Regions from separate parts of the Homo sapiens genome. Here region 2 is linked to region 1. A link is an interaction called in ENCODE POLR2A ChIA-PET data of the cell type or tissue named here. Cell type or tissue: MCF 10A. All regions are shown on one strand. Each heading gives the region's core, and the rest is flanking DNA. Links, peaks and the distances in the headings are about the cores only.

The links. Peaks named below come from ENCODE experiments on the same cell type or tissue, not always from the same donor. Only the 100,000 strongest peaks of a DNase experiment are listed, where the experiment ranks them.
Region 2: POLR2A ChIA-PET joins it to region 1 with 6 read pairs; 2 of 35 experiments call an interaction of 5 or more read pairs at or near these places.

The regions. Positions count from the first base shown.
Region 1 is chr1:151,349,645-151,355,227 of GRCh38, forward strand. No RefSeq gene overlaps it. Among named protein-coding and RNA genes, the nearest start is that of RFX5, 5.2 kb to the left of the region's middle. RefSeq lists a silencer at 1,556-1,756. In MCF 10A, for the core only: no CTCF peak of the experiment used is centred there; a DNase peak (open chromatin) is centred at 2,567.
Region 2 is chr1:150,166,622-150,172,204 of GRCh38, forward strand. All of the region lies in intron 2 of LINC02988 (long intergenic non-protein coding RNA 2988), which reads left to right. Among named protein-coding and RNA genes, the nearest start is that of LINC02988, 8.7 kb to the left of the region's middle. In MCF 10A, for the core only: a CTCF peak has its summit at 2,547 (motif pointing left); a DNase peak (open chromatin) is centred at 2,520.

The sequences.
Region 1 (5,583 bases), core at 987-4,986:
GTGAGCTATGATTGCACCACTCTGTCGTGCAGCCTGGGTGACAGAGTAAGACCCTGTCTCAAAACAAACAAACAAACAAAAAACAAAAAAAAAGCCGGCTGGTGTGGTGGCTCATGCCTATAATCCCAGCACTTTGGGAGGCTGAGGTGGGCAGATCACCTGAGGTCAGTTTGAGACCAGCCTGACCAACATGGAGAAACCCCGTCTCTACTAAAAACAAAAAACAAAAAACAAAACAAAAAACAAAACAAAATTAGCCAGTCGTGGTGGTGCATGCCTGTAATCCCAGCTACTTGGCAGGCTGAGGCAGGAGAATTGCTTGAACCTGGGAGGCGGAGGTTGGGTGAGCCGAGATCATGCCATTGCACTCCAGCCTGGGCAACAAGAGCGAAACTCCATCTCTAAATAAATAAATAAATAAATAGCAAGCCAAATATGGATATAGACTGATGGAAAGATAGCCCTAACACCACTGTTTGGTATGAAGGAGAACCTAGAGCACTTTGGTTGCAAACAGAGTTTTGGGTAAGTTATCTAGCTTAAAAATTTGCAGATAACAGGGAAAAACTGGAAGCTTTAGTAAGGGGGGAGAAAGTATCATAGTACATAGTACCTAGTAAAAGAGATGATTTTGACAGCACTATAGAAGGTAGAGTTGAGTGAAAGAAAAGGCTAGAGATAGGAAAGAGGAAACTATTAATTTATGCCAGGCATTGTGTTAAGAGCTAGGGATACAAAGCTGAATAAGGTATGGTCCTTGCCTTGGGCAGTAACAATAAAAATTGTCCGGATAAGCATCATATAACAGCAAGTATTTATACAGAGCCTAATATGTGTTGGGGCCCGTTCTTTTTTTTTTCGAGACGGATTCTTGCTCTGTCACCCAGGCTGGAGAGCAGTGGCGCAATCTCGGCTCACTGCAAGCTCTGCCTCCCAGGTTCAAGTGATTCTCCTGCCTCAGCCTCACAAGTAGCTGGGACTACAGGCGCCTGCCACCACACCGGGCTAATTTTTTTGTATTTTTAATAGAAACGGGGTTTCACCATGTTAGCCAGGATGGTCTCTATCTCCTGACCTCGTGATCCGCCCGCCTCAGCCTCCCAAAGTGCTGGGATTACAGGCGTGAGCTACCGCGTGCGGCCTCAGATAGATACTATGATTATCCCCATTTTACAGGTGAGGAGACAGGCATTGAAAGGTTAATAATTTGCCCAAGATTACATCATAATTTAGTAAGCTATGGAGCCAGGATCTGCACCTAGGCTCTTTGCGTTGCAGCTTTTTTTTTTTTTCCTTTTTAGACAGAGTCTCACTCTGTCATCCAGGCTGTAGTGCAGTGGCTCCACTGCACTTGGCTCACTGCAACCTCTGCCTCCCAGGTTCAAGTGATTTTCCTACCTCAGCCTCCTGAGTAGCTGGGATTACAGGCGTGTGCCACCACACCTGGCTAATTTTTGTATTTTTAGTAGAAATGGGGTCTCACCATTTTGGCCAAGCTAGTCTTGAGCTCCTGACCTCAAATGATCCACCCACCTTGGCTTCCAAAAGTGCTGGGATTATAGGCGTGAGCCACCATGCCTGGCCTGTTGCAGCTTTTTCACTCTTGCTGTTTGGAGAGTGGGAGGGAGTGTTCCAGCATTTTCACTTCAACTGCTGGTGGACTCTGTATTCTTGTCCCACGACCAAGAAGAATAAGGTGTGTAGACACTGGAGAGTGAGTAAGGCAGTCAGATTTATTTATTTATTTACTTATTTATTTTATTATTTTTTTTGAGATGGGGGAGTCTCACTCTGTCACCTGAACTGGAGTGCAGTGGCATGATCTTGGCTCACTGCAACCTCCGCCTCCCGGGTTCAAGCGATTCTCTTGCCTCAGCCTCCCAAGTAGCTAGAACTGTAGGTGCCTGCTACCACACCCAGCCAATATTTTGCTTTTTGTTTTTTTTTTGGCGGGGGGGCGATGGAGTTTCACTCTGTTACCAAGCTGGAGTGCAGTGGCACAATCTTGGCTCACTGCAACCTCCACCTCCTGGGTACAAACAATTCTCCTGCCTCAGCCTCCCAGGTAGCTGAGATTACAGGCGCCTGCCACCATGCCCAGCTAATTTTTGTATTTTTAGTAGAGATGGTGTTTCACCATGTTGTCCAGGACGGTCTCAATCTCTTGACCTCATGATCTGCCCGTCTTGGCCTCTCAAAGTGCTGGGATTACAGGTGTGAGCCACCGAACCTGGCTAATTTTTTGTATTTTTAGTACAGACGGGGTTTCACCATGTTGGCCAGGCTGGTCTCAAACTCCTGACCAGCCAGAGTCAGATTTATTAAGCAACAGAAAAGCTCTCAGCAAAGAGGGGGCCTGAAAGAGGATTGCCAGCTATGAGGCTGAGTGGGAGGGTGAGGAGGGTGGCTTATGGACTGGGAAAGGGAGGAGTGTGCTGATCGGGCCTGCAGGCTATCTTGCAGAAAGCACCACTCAGAAAGAGGTATGATAGTGTAAAGAACCAGTTGGAGGCAGAAGTGAAGGCTTGGCTCAACAACTTGGCCTGGAACCAAGTCAGGGGCTGAAGTGAAAGCTTGGGCCAGGACCTTGGCCTGGAACCAATCAGGGGCTGAAGTGATGATTCACCCTATGTAAATGAAGACTCCCGCTGTGGCCAATCACAGAAAGGTAAGCATATGTAAAATAGATGAAAACTAAGAGACTAAGGTGTGCCAAAGAGAGTGAAATATGTCCAAAAAGGGAGTGGTATTTGTTCATCTGGGTTCCTAGAGTAGGTATTTCCATTCCAGGATGCGGGCTGTCACTTATCTGGGGCCTGCAGTTTAATTTTCAGGCTGTTCTTTGTTTGAAGGAGTTTTACCAAGGACCCACCTTAACTGCCTGCCTGACTGGTTTCTTCTTTCTCCTCTCTCATTTCATTCAGAATTTGCTCTTGGACACTATTATACATTGCCTACTAAGATTGGGAGTGAATTTTTTTTTTATTTTTTAAGACAGTGTCTTGCTTTCTCACGCAGGCTGGAGTGCAGCAGCACAAGCTCGGCTCACTGCAACCTCCACCTCCCGAGTTCAAGCAATACTCCTGCCTCAGCCTTCCGAGTAGCTGGGATTACAGGCACGTGTCACCACACACGGCTAATTTTTTATATTTTTGGTAGAGATGGGATTTCACCATGTAGGCCAGGCTGGTCTTGAACTCCTGACCTCAAGTGATCTGCCCATCTTGGCCTCCCAAAATATTGGGATTACAGGCGTAAGCCACTGTATCTGGAGCTTTTTTTTTTTTTTTTTTTTTTTTTTACCACTGCACTCCAGCCTGGGTGTCAGTGAGACTCTGTCTCAAAAATAAATAAAGAAAGAAACAAATGAACAGCTGGGCACAGTGGCGCATGCCTGTAATCCCAGCACTTTGGGAGGCTGAGATGAGTGGATCACTTGAAGTCAGGAGTTCAAGACCAGCCTGGTCAATATGGTGAAACCCCATCTCTACTAAAATTATAAAAATTAGCTGGGCTGTGGTGGCGTGTGCCTGTAATGCCAGCTACTTGGGAGGCTGAGGCGGAAGAAACACTTGAACCTGGGAGGCGGAGGTTGCAGTAAACCTAGATGGCGCCACTGCACTCCAACCTGGGCAACAGAGTGAGACCCTGTCTCAAAAAAATAGGTAAAAATAAATAAATAAATAAATACAATACAATACAATAATAAAAAAGAATACAAAGACAAGCTGCAAATTGGGAGAATATATTTTCAAGACATATAACTGACAAAGGATTATTATCTGGAATTTTTGAAGACTTCCTACAAAAAAAGATAACCAGCTGGGCATGGTGGCTCACGTCTGTAATCCTAGCACTTTGGGTGGCTGAGATGGGCAGATCACTTGAGGCCAGGAGTTTGAGACCAGCCTGGCCAACATGGTGAAACTCTATCTCCACTTAAAATACAAAAATTAGCATTAGCTGCGCATAGTGGTGCACACCTGTGGTCCCAGCTACTTGGGAGGCTTAGGTAGGAGAATCGCTTGAACCTGGGAGGCAGAGGTTGCAGTGAGCTGAGATCGCACCACTGCACTCCAGCCTGGGCATCAGAGTGAGACTCTGCCTCAAAAAAAAAAAAAAAAAAGAAAAGAAAAAGAAAAAAAAGATAACAAACTAGAAAAATGGATGGGAATTTCACAAAAAAAGCAGAAATGGCTCATAAACATATGAAAAGTTATTCCCTATGTAATAATCAGGAAAATGCAAATTTTAGAAGATACCATTTCACACCCACTAAATTGGCTTTTTTTTTTATTTGAGACAGGTTCTTGCTCTGTCACCCAGGCTGGAGTGCAGTGGCGTGATCATGGCTCACTGCAGCCTTGACCTCCTGGGCTCAAGCAGTCCTCCCACCTCAGCCTCCCGAGTAGCTGGGATCACAGGCACGGTACCACACCCAGCTAATTTTTTTGTATTTTTTGTGTAGACAGAGTGTCACCTTGTTGCCCAGGCTGGTCTTGAACTCCTGAGCTCCAGCGATCTGCCCACTTTGGCCCCCCAAAGTGTTGGGATTACAGGTGTGAGCCACAGCAAAAGTTTTAAAGTCTGGCAATATTGAGGGTTGACATGGTTATGAATCAACAAGCGCTTTCATTCACTGTTGCGGGAGTGTAATTTGGTAAAACTGTTTTGGAAAATAGTTTGATATTACCTGGTGAAGTCGAATATGTGAGTATTTCAATTTACATTTAATATCTCAGTAATCCTGCTCTTAGACATATGCCCTAAAAACACAGGCAGTAAAGTTTATAGTCTCACTGCTTGCATTAGCAAAAACTGGAAATGACCCAATATCCGTCAACCCTAGAATGATAAGTTGTGATATATTCACTGGATGGAATGTCATAGAGCAGTGGAAATTAATGAGCTACAGCCACACACATCCACTGGATGAACTTCAGAAAGTGAAAAAACCAAAACCCAGAAGAAAACATACAGTGCAATGCAATTTATAAATATTTAATATCAGGCAAAACTGAACAATATATTGTTTATGGGTAAATACATAGGTGGTAAAAATAATTAATAAAAAGCAATAGAATCATGACCATAAAATTAAGGATAGAAGTTACCTATAGTGAGCAAGGGAAAAGAGTTTGGGAATGGTTGTTTGGCAGTTAGTAACACCTTACATAGCATCTAATTTAATATGCTTGTTTTCCAATGAATGGCCAGCCATTTCAATATATACTATCATTTTCTTCTTCTTTTAACTGTTTCCTTTTACAGTTTTATCATATGCTTTTATTGTATACTAAGTTTCCTTGTATAGTTAGGTGTATTTCTGGATCTTAGCCTCTCTTTTTAAAAAAATTTTAATTTAATTTTATTTTTTTAAGACAGAGTCTCACTCTGTTACCCAGGCTGGAGTGCGGTGGCAGGATCCTAGCTCACTGCAGCCTCAAACTCCTTGGCTCAAGTGATCCTCCCACCTTGGTGACCTGAGTAGCTGAGATTATAGGCGCATGTCTCTTTTGTTGATTCTTTTTGTCTATTTCTCCACCCATAACACACTGTTTTAGTTAATGTTTTGAAATACTA
Region 2 (5,583 bases), core at 688-4,687, 1.2 Mb before region 1:
CTGGTCTCGAACTCCTGACCTCGAGTGATCCACCCGCCTCCGCCTCCCAAAGTGTTAGGATTCCAGACGTGAGCCACTGTGCCCAGCCGGACCTAGAGTTTTGAGAATATCAGAATAGAAACCTGGATAAGAAAGTTTATTAATTTAGGGGCACTTTCTTGGGATACAGGATTTACACTCCAGCAAGGACCCCACGAAATAGTTCAGATATATGAATATTATTGTGCTCCTACAAGCCTTGAAAAAGTAATGACCCACGCAGCCCAGTTGAAATGCTTGAATTTCAATGCTTCCTCCACATCAGCAGTGGAGGAAGAAATTTAAAAGTTTAGGAAAGTAGACATGTTGGAATGTATTATTTGAGGTCTAAAGACTCACCGTGGGATTATGTTCCATGGAAGACACACATCCTTTACCACAGCATTGGTGAGGGGGGCACCAGCATCAATAAACAAAATGGGAGCTAGACAGACAGTGGGCCAGGGATGAAGGTAGGAGAGGTCATAACAAAGCTGGGATTATTGATAGCAATGGAAATAACCGACCCCCTCCCCAATGCCAAGCAATAAAGGCCAGGTGGCAACAATAGAAGCCAGGAGGTCACAGTTCTCTCAATGACCAGCAAAGTCAAAGAGCCAGTCAAGACCAGGTACGGTTCATGCCTGTAATCCTGGTGCAAGGTGGGAGGATCACCTGAGGCCAGGGATTTGTGACCAACCTGGGCAACATAGTAAGACCTGTCTCTACAAAAAAAAAATTAGAAATTAGCCAGGCACGGCCAGGCGCGGTGGCTCACGCCTATAAATCCCAGCACTTTGGGAGGCCGAGGCGGGCGGATCACGAGGTCAGGAGATCGAGACCATCCTGGCTAACATGGTGAAACCCCGTCTCTACTAAAAATACAAAAAATAATTAGCTGGGCGTGGTGGTGGGCGCCTGTAGCCCCAGCTACTCGGGAGGCTGAGGCAGGAGAATGGTGTGACCCGGGAGGCAGAGCTTGCAGTGAGCTGAGATCGCGCCACTGCACTCCAGCTTGGGCGACAGAGCAAAACTCCATCTCAAAAAAAAAAAAAATTAGCCAGGCATAGTTGCATGTGCCTGTAGCTCCAGCTACTTGGGAGGCTGAGGTGGGAGGATCCCTTGAGCCCAGGGGTTGGAGGCTGCAGTGAGCCTCCTAGGCTGGTGCCATTGCACTCCATCCTTGTGACAGAGTGAGACCTTGTCTCAATCAATCAATCAATAAAAAAGCCAGTCAAGGGGAAATTAAGTTGATTAATAGAACATGATATCCCTAGGGATAAAATTAACAGCCAACAAGGGCAAATCAAACAAATGCAAGAATAGGCTGAGCACAGTTGCCCCCATAAAAAGTCTTGAAGTAGAGAAATTGGAAGCCTTGTGCAGTGTTGGTGGGAATGTAAAATGGTGCAGCTGCTGTGGAAAACAGTCTGAGTGTTCCCAAAAAATTAAAAATGGAATTACCGTATGATCCAGCAATCCCACTTCAAAAGTATTGAAAGCAGTGTCTTGAGATATTTGCACACCCATATTCACAGCAGCGTTATTCACAACAGCCAAAAGGAAGCAACTCAAGTGTCCATTGATGGATGAAAGGATAAATAAAATGGGAAATGTACATTATTCAGCCTTAAAAAGGAAGAAAGTCCTGTCACATACTACAACATGGATGAGCCTTGAGGATATTATGCTTAGTGAAACACGCCAGTCACAAAAAGACAAAAATACTGTATGATTTTATTTATATGAGGTATCTAAAGTAGTCAGATTCATAGGAACATAAAGTAGAATGGTGGTTGCCAGGAGCCAGGGGCAGGGAGAAATTTGGAGTTGTTGTTTAATAGGTATGGGGGGGTCAGTGTTGCAAGATGAGCAGCTCTAGAGCTCAGCTGCACAACACTGTGAATATACTTAAAACTATGAAACTGTACACTTACAAATTGTTAAGATAATCAATGTTGTTTTGTGTGTGGTTTTTTTCTTTTTTGGGGACAGGGTCTCGCTCTGTTGCCCAGGCTGAAGTGCAGTGGCGCTATCTCGGCTCATTACAGCCTTGACCTCCTAGGTTCAAGCGATCCTCCCACTTCAGCCTCCCAAGTAGCTGGGACTACAAACGCACACCACCACACCCAGCTGAAAATGTTATGTTTTTATCACTATTTAAAATAAAATATATGTTTTAAGAATACTAAAAAAAAAGTCATGATTCCTTCTCATTTCCTAGACCTGAGACATTTTTCAGACCTGAAATCTATTGAATGGGAAAATGTGACAGAGTCCCCGAGAGGAAGGTCCCTGCAACATCACAGCAAGTGTGCACTGTAATAATTCCACCAGTCCTGGGTGACTGTCACCTGGGAGAGGAGGAATATCCACTAGACACAGGGCCTGAAATGACACTGATATTCAAAGACCTGAAATGTCATTATGGCCCCTGTTACAATGATGGGCTATAGGTCAGGTAAAATGGGGATTCTGGCTGATGTCCAGCTTCAAGTGGGTCCACCGGGGCCGTGGCTCCACCTGGTGGTCATTGCCCCAGTCCCTGAGTGTATAACTGGGATTGGTATATTCAGCAGTTGGGGAAGCCCCGATGTGGGGCCCCTGCTTTATGATATAAGAGCTATCATGTGGGGAAGGTCAGTGGAAGCCTCTGAAATTGTGTCCGTCCCCCTTCACCCAGCCAAGATAGCAAATACAAAATAATATCTCATTCCAGAGGGAAGATAGAGATCATTGCCACCCTTAAGTACCTCAAGGATGCAAGGATTGTGGTCTGTGTCATACCTCTGTTTAATTCACCAGCCTGGCCCCTGCAGAAAACACATGGATCCTGGGAAATAACCATAGACGATTCCTAGCTCAGCTCAAGCCCCGAGTGATCATGCAGGGTGTGGTGTCATTGCTAGATTATATAAATATGGCTTCAAGTACATGACATTTGGCCATTGATTTGGCAAATGCATTCTTCTTTATCTCGATCAAGAAAGAGAATCAGAAACAGCATTCACATGGACTGGATGACAATATTCATTTAGATTCCCCCGGCCCCCAGGGTTGTTGTTAACTCTCCCAATCTATGTCATGATACATTCAGAAAAGATCTAGATCATCTGGACTTCCCACAGAATATCACAATGCTCCATTCATCAATGACATTAGGCTAATTTGGGAGAATAGCAAGAGGTGGCTGACACCTGAAAGCCTCGGGAAGACACATGCACTCTAGAAAATGAGACATAAACTCTCTGAAGATTCCAGGGCTTGCCCCTCCCATAAAGTTTTTTGGAATCCAGTGGTAAAGGGTGTACTAGGACGTTGCCTCTGAAACAAAAGACAAAATGCTGCGTCTTGCATGCACAAAGAAGGAACTAAAATGCCTGGAGGGTTCTGGCAGCAAGCATATTCCATGCCTGGGAATAGTGCTCCAGCCTGTATTCTAGAGGGTGCAGCTTTGTGTGGGCCTGGGGCAGGGATATAGAGCCTGATCAACAAAAGGAGCTAGAACTGCTCTTGGACAATAAGGCAGGAATATGTGTGAAACTCAGGTCAGCCACTTGAGCACCTCTTGATGATACCTTTCATGCCCAATGGTGACCTGAATGGCAAGTGCAGCCCAGCCTGTGAAGGGTGACGTGATCAGGGACTCAGAGCCTCTCAGGAATCAGGGTTGTGCTACGCCACCTGGTAGGCTATCGAGACCAGCAGAAATGACAGTGGTGTCATCTGTAGCAGAGAGGGAGAGTGGAATTTAGAATGGATAATGGAGGAGGGAAATGATGTTACCTATTGCAAGACCAACTGCAGCAACAGCCTGTGGTTAACCCACTGACCTCCCTTAACTAAGTCCCTTCAAGAAAAGAGCCCATTGAAACCCCGGAAGAGCTACCCCTCAATGTGTGTGGAAAGTAGATCCACATGGTACAAAAGGAAGACTGTGGTAGCCATGAAGGTGCCCCACTTGGATTTGTCTTCAAGAAAGAACTTGCTGCTCAGCTGCAAGGAGGACAGTTAGCTGTCAGCCTCCAGCTGTTAGTGCTGAGGGATCTGTCTCAGTTTTCCAGCCAAGGCACACTGCTCTCAGCAGGCTCTGGCCAGTGACTGAGCAGAGTGGAGGGGTTCTTAGGGCCTGGACATTTCTGCCCTATGCGAACCCCTCTAATGAAACACCTTTGCTCTGGAGTTCCCCAATATGTTGCCCAAGATTCTATCTGCATTTCAGTCTGAGGCTCTCCTTGTTGAACCCTGCTTCCTGTCCCCTCTCATAGGTACTCCCTCTTAGGCCTCTTACACTCCTCATTCAGTATCTGCTTCTCAGAGGAGGCAGCTGACAAACCTTTCTTCCTCTTGTCTTTCCCATCCCCAACATCTAATCCATCAGCAAGTCTTTTTGGTTCTACCTTAAAGCATAGCTGGAATATGACCATTTCTCCATCTCTCCTCTGCCAGCTCCTTCCCTACATAGTCTAGTGATGTCTCTTTGCCTCCTCTCATCCCCATTCAGCAGCTGGAGTGTCTTCTTGTATGTGTGTGGGTGTTTTTGTTTTTGTTTTTGTTTGTGTGTGTGTGTGTGTGTGTGTGTGTGTGTGTGTGTGACAGAGTTTCGCTCTTGTTGTCCAGGCTGGAGGGCCATGGTGTAATCTCGGCTCATCACAACCTCCGCCTCCCAGGTTCAAGTGATTCTCCTGCCTCAGCCTCCCGAGTAGCTGGGATTACAGGTATATGTGCCATCATGCCCGGCTAATTTTGTATTTTTTTTTTTTTAGTAGAGACGAGGTTTCTCCATGTTGGTCAGGCTGGTCTTGAACTCCGACTTCAGGTGATCTGCCAGCCTCAGCCTCCCAAAGTGCTGGGATTACAGGTGTGAGCCACCACGCCCAGCCTGGAGTGTCTTCTTAAAGCAGTTCATGTCACTTGACTACTTAAAACCACCCTAATTTCATGTCACTCTTAAAAATCCAAATATTTTCTTTGGCAAATAAGGCCCTTCTCTGCCAAGCACAGTGGCTCATGCCTGTAATCCCAGCACTTTGGAAGGCTGAGGCAGGCAGATAGCTTGAGCCCAGGAATTTGAGACCAGCCTGCACAACATGGCAAAACCTCATCTCTACTAAAAATACAAATAAATAGCCAGGCGTGGTGATGCATACCTATAGTCCCAGCTACTTGGGAGGCTGAGGTGGGAGGACCACTTGAGCCTGGGAGGTCAAGGATGCAGTGAATCAAGATTGTCCCACTGCACTCCAGTCTGGGCGACAGAGTGAGAGCTTGTCTCAAAAAAGAAAAAGGGAAAAAAAAAGGTCCTTCTTCTTCTGACTCATGCATATCTCCAACCTTATCCCCAGGCCAGACACACAGATCTCTTTTCTGTTCTGTACACACGCCAAGCTCTTTCCCACCTCAGGACCTTTGCCCTTGCTATTCCTTCTGCCTAAAATACCCTTGTTCTCTTTTTTAACTTCTTTATCCAAACATCAGTTCTTATGAGCCTTCTCTGGCTGCTCTGTCTTGAGAGGCACCCCTTCCAACAGAATTGTTACCTTATCATTCTGCTTCCATCACAAC